Linked DNA regions of Homo sapiens: region 2 is linked to region 1. A link is an interaction called in ENCODE POLR2A ChIA-PET data of the cell type or tissue named here. Cell type or tissue: PC-9. All regions are shown on one strand.

Region 1 (5,000 bases):
GAGTTTGAGGCCCCCCAGCCAATATAGTGAGACCTCATCTCTACAAAAAATTTTTAAAAATTAGCCAGGCATGGTTGCACACACCTGTAGTCCCAGCTACTCAGGAGGCTAAGATGGGAGGGTCACTTGAGCCTGGGAAATCGAGGCTGCAGTGAGCTGTGATTGCACCACTGCACTCCAGCCTGGGTGATAGAGTGAGACCCTGTCCCCAAAAAAGACAAGGAGCCAGTCTTGTGTCTATTTTTTTTTTTTTTTTTTTGAGATGGAGTTTTGCTTTTTTTGCCCAGGCTGGAGTGCAATGCTGTGATCTCAGCTTAAGACTCCTCGGCCAGGCGCAGTGGCTCACACCTGTAATACCAGCACTTTGGGAGGCCGAGGCAGGTGGAATATGAGGTCAAGAGATCGAGACCATCCTGGCCAATATGGTGAACCCCATCTCTACTAAAAATATAAAAATTAGCTGGGCGTGGTGGCGCATGCCTGTAGTCTCAGCTACTTGGGAGACTGAGGCAGGAGAATCGCTTGAACCTGGGAGGCGGAGGTTGCAGTGAGCTGAGATTGTGCCAAAAAAAGACTCCTCAAGACTTAAGGAAGAGTGGCAGCAGGGACTGCTGAGGAAGCTGCCGGGCTCCCTGTGTACCACTGGCCTTCATGAACAAAGCTGACACCATCATGCTCCTTCGGACATATTCTGCTAGCATAAAGGGACCCCCATCTCCCCAACCGAATTAGGCAGAGCTGGCCTTCCTTCTAGCGGAGTTCCTAGGAGTGAGTTGGTGCCACCCCTTGTGAGGCTTGATCCAAAAACCAGAACCTCTCCAGACCAGGGATCCATGTCCTCTAACACAAGAGGGGCAGACCTAACCTCTAAAATCCCTCCCACTCTAACCTTCAGCATCCACAGCTCAAAACAACCAGGATGCCTCAGAAACAGCACTCACTGGGGCGAGCAGGATTAGGCTTCAGAAAAACCAGGTAGATCCAGTTTCTTCTGTCAGAAAATGTTTTTTTTTAATTACAATTTTTCATAAGTTGCCACTATATGCCAGGCTTTTCTCATTTTATCTCATTAGAGCCTCTTTTTCTTTTCTTTCTTTTTTTTTTTTTTTTGACACAAAGTCTCGCTCTGTCACCCAGGCTGGAATGCAGTGGCAACAATCTCGGCTCACTGCAACCTCTGCCTCCCAGGTTCAGACAATTCTCCTGCCTCAGCCTCCCGAGAAGCTGGGATTACAGGCACCTGCCATCACGCCCAACTAATTTTTGTATTTTTGGTAGAGGCGGGGTTTCACCATGTTGGTCAGGCTAGTCTGGAACTCCTGACCTCAGGTGATCCACCCGCCTCGGTCTCCCAAATTGCTGGGATTACAGGTGTGAGCCACCATGGCTGGCCTCATTAGAACCTCTTGATTACCTTGTAAGATATCCCTATACCTACATATATCCCCAAATCCATAGACAACAACCATGTCACACTCATTGTATCTTGTGAACCCAATCCACTGTCTAGCCCATAGAATTTGCTCAGTAAATATTTGCTGAGTAGAATAAAGTGGCAGAGCTGGATTCCTAATTCCAGTCTGAAGTCAGTGCTCAGCTTGACTTTTCTGAAGCTGCCTTCATATATGCTTCTTCCTTTGCCCTACCTGGTCAAGCTAAGAGGCAATGTATTCCCTTATCCCCCTTAATCGAATTGGACTTCATCTGTGGACAGACCCTTCCACCTTACTGACCCTAACTTTTTCTCAATAGGTATCCTGCTACAGAGCGAACTGGGCAAAATTCAGAATGGTTCCATGCATCTTAGAAGGAATGTCTGAAATAACCCTTTCTCTCTTGGGGCTGTGGGAGAACGGAGGAAGAAGCCCAGTGCATATCTGCCTCCACCAGTGCTGCTCTGACCAGAGTATCCACCTGTATCCACTCCCACACTACTACGGACGGGAGAGCCTGGGTGATCCCAGCCAGAGGCTATGCATGCATCCCCCACCCAGCCTGGAACTTCACAGAATTGCTCTTACCCTCTGGTATGGAATCAGAACCACAGACTGCAGTCAGAATGGAAGTGAGGAGGAGATGGCCCAGCCTCAACAGCCTGGTACTCACGGGGGCAGGCAGTCCCCACCTCACAATTGTCATTTCCCATTGGCCAACTCAGTGAGGGCCAGAGGCCGGTGGGCAGGCACATGTCCCTGGCAGTTGCCCACAGCCTGCACCCTAGGGAACCTGGTACAACCCAGCTTGGGCTTCGGAAGCCAAGTGGAGCTTCAGTCAAAGCACTTGTGTTTCCAGGCCTTGACCCTTATTTTGCCTCCTACAACAGCAACAGAAGATGGGGCAAAAGTCAAAACCACAGCAGGAAAACAAGATTTTTTTCCTGCATCTGACGGAGAAACTTCCTAATGTAAATGAATTAATTGCTCAGTGGTCCAGGAGGTCTCCCCCTCCCATAGATTTGCCCTAATAAGTCAGGGACGCCAATTATCACACCACAGTCTTGCTCACTGTGCATGATTAAGTCTGAGACTGTGTACGTTCAGACAGTGAGTGCTTCAGAAGGGAGCACTGTCAGAGGGGTCTGCAATCAGGTAAGAAATAGAGCACATCCTCCACTCTCTGACCTGGACCCTGGATTTAGGAAAGACCTTGCACATGAATTCTGAGAACTGGGGTGTGGGGAAGTTCCTGGAGTGGTGTGGGGCTTGGCAAGTTAAAAAGGCCCTGAATTCTTAAAGCTTGTGGCCTCGAATCGTAATTTGAATCTAATATAATAGAAAACTTACATAAAATGTGATATTGGAATACCATCTTTCAAGATTTTTTGGTTCCAAAATTTCGGATAACATTTTGACAGCTACCTTGGTATGTGTGTGTGTGTGTTTGTGAGAGAGAGAGAGCCTGTTTTTCCAGTTCCTTAAGCATATATATGCCTATTCTGTCTCTTGTGGAACCCAGCTCTGGCCTAGAAGCAGCCTGGAGAACTGGAAGCTGCCACCCACTTAGGTGTTCCTAGAAAGTTTAGGCTTGAAGTGGCAACATTCAACACCTTGGACTTTCTTGGCACGCTCATGTTTTGTTTTTGAAGGGCAGGATCTGAGCCGGTTCTTGCAAGCCACACATTCTGATGAATTAAATTACGACCCCAGCAAGGGCTTAGGATGCCAGCACCAACTTCAACAAGACATCCAAAACAGAATTTTCTCAGACAGAGGCAGGGCAAGTGTCTGCCTGCCCCCCAGATATCATCTCCACAGTCCACACAGAGCCTAAAAATCTACCAGTAAAGTCAAGTCCACCATTAAAGTAAAGATCTGATGTAAAGCCTCAGCTTCCTGCTAATGTCCAAATATTTCAAGAGAAGTCACATTAGGCCGTTGAGATGAGAGACATGAGAGACTTTCCAAGGTCCCCCGGCTTAAATAAGTGGCCCATGAAAATGAGGTTCCATATAGTTTAGCAGGCTGATTGAACCAAGAAGACAACAAAAAGAAATAGAAGCAACTCTCAATTATATCACTGTTTGATTTTTGTTATGGTGTTTTCCTATTTATTTTTGGTTTATGTTACTGTCTGTTGCTATTTAATAGAACATAAACTTCAGGTCAGGTGCAGTGGCTCAGGCCTGTAATCCCAGTACTTTGGAAGGCCAAGACAGGCATATCACCTGAGATCAGGAGTTTGAGACCAGTCTGGCCAACATGGTGAAACCCCATCTCTACTAAAAATGCAGAAATAGCCGGGCGTGGTGGCACATACCTGTAGTCCCAGCTACTTGGGAGGCTGAGACAAGAGAATCACTTGAACCCAGGAGGTGGAGGTTGCAGTGAGCCAAGAGCACCATTGCGCTCTAGCCTGGGTGACAAGAGTGAAACTCTGTCTCAAAAAAAAAAAAAAAAGTAAACTTCAGGAGAGCAGAGATTTTGCCTATTCAAAGTTGTATCCCTTAGTTCCTAGAATAGAACCTGGCACAAAGTAGGCAATAATAAATGTTGAATTAATGAATAAATGAATGATCATATTCAACTTTCCTTTGGAGATAACTATTATTGTCTTTCATTTTACAAATAATGAATCTAGAGTTCAATGAGGGTAAATAATTTGTTCAAGGCACAAGTCTAGGATTTGAACCAGATCTGTCTAACTAAAAATCCCTATGCTTTCTAATTCCTCATGCCCTTCACCCCTCTTGATGGAGTGTGAGGCCTCAAGGTTGATGTATGTGCTTCAGGGTAGTTTCAGGGCTGGCATAAAAAGTATTTTCTTTGGCCGGGCACAGTAGCTCATGCCTGTAATCCCAGCATTTTGGGAGGCTGAGGCGGGCAGATCACTTGAGGTCAGGAGTCTGAGACCAGCCTGACGAAGATGGTGAAACCCCGTCTCCACTAAAAATACAAAAAAGTTAGCCGGGCGTGGTGGCAGGCACCTGCAATCCCAGCTACTCGGGGGTCTGAGGGAGGAGAATCGTTTGAACCCAGGAGGCGGAGGTTGCAGCGAGCCGAGATCGCACCATTGCACTCCAGCCTGGGCAACAGAGCGAGAATCCATCTCAAAAAAAAAAAAGTATTTTCTTCTAACTTTATAAGAATGCAGCTGGTTAGAGAAAGCTGTAGCTATTGCACAAGGTGGAATAACTTTAGCCCCACAATCACACCAAGACTGTGCTGGGCCTGGCTGTCAGTCAGTGACATTGTGAAAGCCTAGCATTTTGCGAGGCCTCAGGGCAATCTGCCACCCACCACAAAGGCCGTCATGTGGAAAGAGCCAGTTCTGTGGCATACTGGTTTAAAGACTGTAATTGAAAAACATTCAATCAGAAATGCCTTGAGGCTAGTCTTTTTCCCAGGACAGAACTATTACTACTTAGACCGAAATAACCAAATAAATGCGATCATTTCCTCCAGGGTACCGTAGCTACAGGTCAAGCCCCTGTTAGCATGTGAGTTGGGATACTGAAACAGGCCAAATCACTTAATTTATCTTAAATATGTTTAAGCATGGCC
Region 2 (5,000 bases), 590 kb before region 1:
TGTGCCTGCCTGTCTGAACTTTGGCCGATGACCAACATCAGTGAAGGCTTGGGGTGCTAAGATCACATGCTTCAATCTTAAACCCTTCTTATATCTGGAAAAGATAAAGAATCTGAGTAAGGGGAATCTCATCCTTTGTAAAGAGGTAAGGCTTCCTAGAAGGAAGTGGAGGGGGTGGAAATTTGGATAGAGGCCCTTGAACAATGAGGCCCTCGGTATGAAAGAGGCAGAAATTACTGAACCTGAGGACAGAAGAACCAGACTGAGATTTGGTAAAATGGCCACAGAGGACCCCCTCACAGGTCTTTAAGTGCCTTCATTTTTGAGATTCAAAGCAATGTTTACATTTGCTACAACCATGCTCTCTTCCTTTTTATGTAATAATTCTCTTTCAAGATAATTGAAACTCCTTAGAAAAGAAATTTGCACGACACCATATACCCAGAAAGAATGGTGTTAAGAAAATGAAGAAACAGAGTGAAAAAAGAGAAGGAGGAAGCCCTTGTGCTCCACCCGTACTTTCAATCTTCCATGTTTTCTAGCAGACAGGGCATTGGTAGAATGAAAAACATGACACACTCCATTAAGACATGGAGTCGATTTCCCCACCCTAAAGCTCGGCTGGCTTTGTGATTGGCTTTAACCAATAGAATGTGTCAGAAATAATGTGCTATTTTCAAGGTTAGGCCTTAAGAGGCCTTGTAAGCTCCATGTTTGCCACCTTGGAAAGCCACCCAGAGACCATGTCAGAATGCCAGTTGAGCCTAGGGAAGAACGAGCAGCCACTTGTGGGAGAACCAAGGAGTCCTAGTCACTGTCAGCACCAACTGCAATACCTGACACTCAGGCCATGTTGCCTCTTCTAGCCTAGCCAAGCTTTCCAACTGAATGCAGCCCTAGCAGGGATCCCAGGTGAAACCAGCAGAGCAGACTCCCCAGCCAACACTTCAGATCATAACAAATAATGGATCATTGTTTTAAGCCACTACATTTTGGGGAGGCTTATTAAGCAACAGCCCCTTTACTGGAGCATGAGCTCCAGATGATGCCCAGAGGATTTGCAGGGCAGCCATAGAAAAACCAGAGCAATAGGAGAACTCCCCAGTGCTAGGGAGAACTCCAGTGAGGGTAGAGCCATGGGCAAAGATAGGAGAAAGCTGTTTTCCTGTACAGATTGGAGAATGCCGGTCTCTGAAAAGAGAAGGGAGGTGACAGCAGATACTTAAGAACTAATAAAAAGAAGAGCTGTCTAAGAATGGAATCGACTGTTTCAGGAGGTGCTGTGTTCTCCAACATTAGGGGCAATCAAGCATAAGCAGGATGGCAACTGAAGGGCAGAATTTGAGCGCTATGTAGTTGGATCTCTGAGGTCGCTTTCAACCCCAGGCGTTTTATTAGGTTCTCCAAGACCTATTTGAGAAGATGGAAGTATATGCATGATTATGTCAATAAATCTGTCATGTTATCTTCAGAATAGGCCCTGGTTCATCAAAAGTAAAGCATACATAAGAGAGAAAATTCCTCTGTGCGCACAGTTTATTGACATTTATCTGACCAGGCTAGTCAGAGCACACAGACAGATACCCAAAACAGATGGCAACAGAGGACTGTGACAATGGATTACCAGAAACATATCTGACTTAAAAATGAGGCCTCTGGGAAGAGATTACATCTTTTTTTGAGACTTCTTTTGGGGCCAGGCCCTGTTGTTACCATTAAGTGAATGTGTAATATGATCATAATAATGACAACAGCAATAATAATGACGGTAATAGGTAGCAGTCTGACTCCCTGTTGCCCTCTTACTGCCTGCAACAGATCTGTCACTAAGATGAGCTGTCTCTCCACTCCCTTCAGAGGGGTTTGTAAAATGCCAAGGGATGTGTTTGCCTCTGTAGCAAAGTGCTGCTTCCTTCGAGAAGGTGGACCCTCTTGAAATTTCTTAATAAGAAAGGCTGCAGGATTGATGCATACTTATTACATTGCCTTTCAACAACATTCTTTTTGTGACATGCCCAGAATCAGATAAATAACCCAAGGAGGCAGCTGAGCTGTGATTAAGAAACCATCATCTAACGAATTTTTTACCTGGGAAGGACTATATGGGATCATTCAGGCTCAACCAGAGTTTAATGCTGTAATCTGCAATTGGAAAGACAAGAAGCTCGGAGCTGGAGTTTGGCAAGGAAAGGGGTTTGGTATTGTGCCAGGGCTGTTCTAATTAAGAGGTAAGCCTGAGGAGTCAGTCCATAAGGAGAGGCATATCAGAAATCAACCTAAGTGAGACATACCAGCCAGTGTGATGGCAATGATGATGAACTGGGTGCCTCAAAGACTCAGGATTTAGTTCTAGTTCTTTGGAAAACATACATTTCTGAGCTTCATTTTTACATTTGTAAGATTAGAAAAATAATCCTAATACTGTTTAATCTCATGGGGTAATGTTGTAAAGTCCACATAAAAACATTGGTAGAAAAGTACTTTGTCAACTAAAAAATATCGTAAGAGTTATAAGGCATAACTGTAAAGTCTTTTTATTACTGAAGTATAAAAATTGCTTACCTATAACTATATATAATAGAAGTCAGATATATATGTGTGTGTGTATATATATGTGTGTGTGTGTATATATGTGTGTGTGTGTATATATATATATGTGTGTGTGTGTGTGTGTGTGTGTGTGCATTTTCTCCCAGTTTAGTTTGACTATTCATTTTTCTTAATGGCTTTTTCTAAGAAAGTTGTGCTTACACTAGGATCACAAATATATTCTACTAAAAGTTTCATAGTTTTAGCTTTTATGTTTATAACCTATCTCAAGTTAGTACTATAGTATGATGTAAGCTATGGATTAAAGCTTATTTTATTATCTATAGGGAGCCAGTTTTTGCAGCACCACATGTTTAAAAGAATGTCTTTCTTCATTAGATTTCTTTGGCACTTTGGTAAAATATCAACTCACCATATACATGTGGGTCTATTTCTGTACTCTCTGTTCTATTCCATGAAACTATTTGTCTGTCTTTCCCTAATACCACACTGTTTTGATTATCATAGCTTTTAATAAGTTTTAAAATAAGGTAGTATCTGCCTTCCAAAGTTTATCTTCTCTTATAAAACTGTTTTGGTTATTTAAGGTTCTTTGCATTTCTGTATACATTTTAAATTCAGCTTATTAATTTATGCAAAAAAGCATTCTGGGATTTTGATTGGGATTAAATTGATTCTATAGATTAATTTGAGGAGAATTAATATTTTAACAACATTTAGCCTTTCAAATAATGAGCATGGTATACCATGCCATTCACTTAAGTCTTTTAAAATTTCTCTCAGGAATATTTTATAGTTTTCAGTATAGAGGTGTGCACATATTGCATTACATTTATCCCTAAGGATTTTATGCTTTGAAAATATTGTTGTAAATAAATTTTCTCTAATTTAAAATGCTTTAATTTTAAAATTTTATTTTAAATTGTTTTGTATGGAAACACAATTGGTTTTTCTATTGATCATGTATCCTGCAACCTTGCTAACTTTATTCATTAGCTTTTGTACTTTCAAAGGATTACTTAGGATTCTCTCCATTTGCCAATAAAGATAGTTTAACTCTTGTTTTTCTCTTTCTTTCTTTCCTTTCTTTCTTTCTTTTCTTTCTTTTCTCTTTCTTTCTTTCTTCTTTTTTTTTTTTTTGAGACAGGATCTCATTCTGTCACTCAGGCTAGAGTGCAATGGCATGATCTTGGCTCACTGTAGCTGGGATCACAGGTATGTGCCACCACACCCAGCTAATTTTTTTAATTTTATTTTTGTAGAGATAAGGTTTTGCCATGGTGCCCAGACTGGTCTTGAACTCCTGGACTCAAGCTATCCACCTGCCTTGGCCTCCCAAAGCTCTAGGATTACAGGCATGAGCCACTGCACCCTGCCAAGTCTTCTTTTTCAATCTGTATGCTTGGCATCTCTTTCTTTCTTTTTTTCTTTCTCTTTCTTCTCCCCTCTCCCGCTTCCTCCCTTTCCTATCCTCTTTCTCCTCCTTCTTCTTGTTTTAAGACACTGCTTAGGAACTCCAGTTCAACTCTGAATACAAGCAAAGTGGACATTTTGATTTTGTCCCCCAAAGCATGTGTTGGAAACTAAATCCCTAATGTAACAGGGTTAAGAGGTGGGACCTTTAAGAGGTGATTAGGCCATGAGGGTGGAGCCTTCATGAATGGACTAAGGCTGTTATCTTGGGAGTAGGTTTATTATAAAAGGTTGAATTTGGCCCTGTCTTTTTCTCCCTCTCTTGCCCTTCACCTTCTACCATGGGAAGATGCAGCACAAAGGCCCTTGCAAGATGTAGCTGCCCACCCCCCCAACCCCACCCCACTCCAGTCTTGGACTTCCCAGCCTTAAGAATTATGAAAAATAAATCTCTCTTCATCATGGACAAAGTACTGACTAAGATGATGAAGATAAGCCCCACTTGGTTTTGATATATTATTCTTTTTAAGATTTGTTAGATTTTATTTAATGATGTACTTTTAAGGAAATTCATGTCTACATTTATAAGAGATATTGGTTTGTGGTTTTCTTATAATGCGTCTGATTTTGGAAACAAGATTATCATAATATGTGTTGAGAAGTCCTGTCTCTTCTTTTTTCTGGAGAATCTGTTATAAAACAATCTCATTTCTTCTCTAAACATTTGATGAAATTGATGAGTAAAGTCACATAGACTTGAAATTTTCTTTTTGGAAATCTTTCTAGTAACTTTTGATTTCATTAACAGATATTGGGCTATTTAGATTTTTTCTTGTTTCTAATTAGTTTTGGTAATTTGTATCTCAAAAAATTTGCCAGTTTTGTCTAAATTACTTAATTTACTGTCATTAAAGTATTAAGATTTTTTAAATGTCTGTAGATAATAAAATAGTGTTCCAATGTTAGTAATTTGTGTTTTTTCTTTTCTTCTCTTTGTAATCAAGCAAGGCTATGTGCTTGAGGTATATTAATCTTAT

Evidence for each region. Peaks named below come from ENCODE experiments on the same cell type or tissue, not always from the same donor. Only the 100,000 strongest peaks of a DNase experiment are listed, where the experiment ranks them.
Region 2: POLR2A ChIA-PET joins it to region 1 with 5 read pairs; 2 of 35 experiments call an interaction of 5 or more read pairs at or near these places.

What each region holds. Positions count from the first base shown.
Region 1 is chr3:186,839,771-186,844,770 of GRCh38, reverse strand. ADIPOQ (adiponectin, C1Q and collagen domain containing) reads right to left here and starts at 2,061. Exons shown (of 3, transcript NM_004797.4): 1 at 2,022-2,061. RefSeq lists enhancers at 1-2,021, 4,604-4,761, a cis regulatory region at 2,610-2,637 and a promoter at 2,039-2,737. In PC-9, no CTCF peak of the experiment used is centred here; DNase peaks (open chromatin) are centred at 2,940 and 4,710.
Region 2 is chr3:187,431,909-187,436,908 of GRCh38, reverse strand. No RefSeq gene overlaps it. Among named protein-coding and RNA genes, the nearest start is that of LINC02041, 13 kb to the left of the region's middle. In PC-9, no CTCF peak of the experiment used is centred here; no DNase peak of the experiment used is centred here.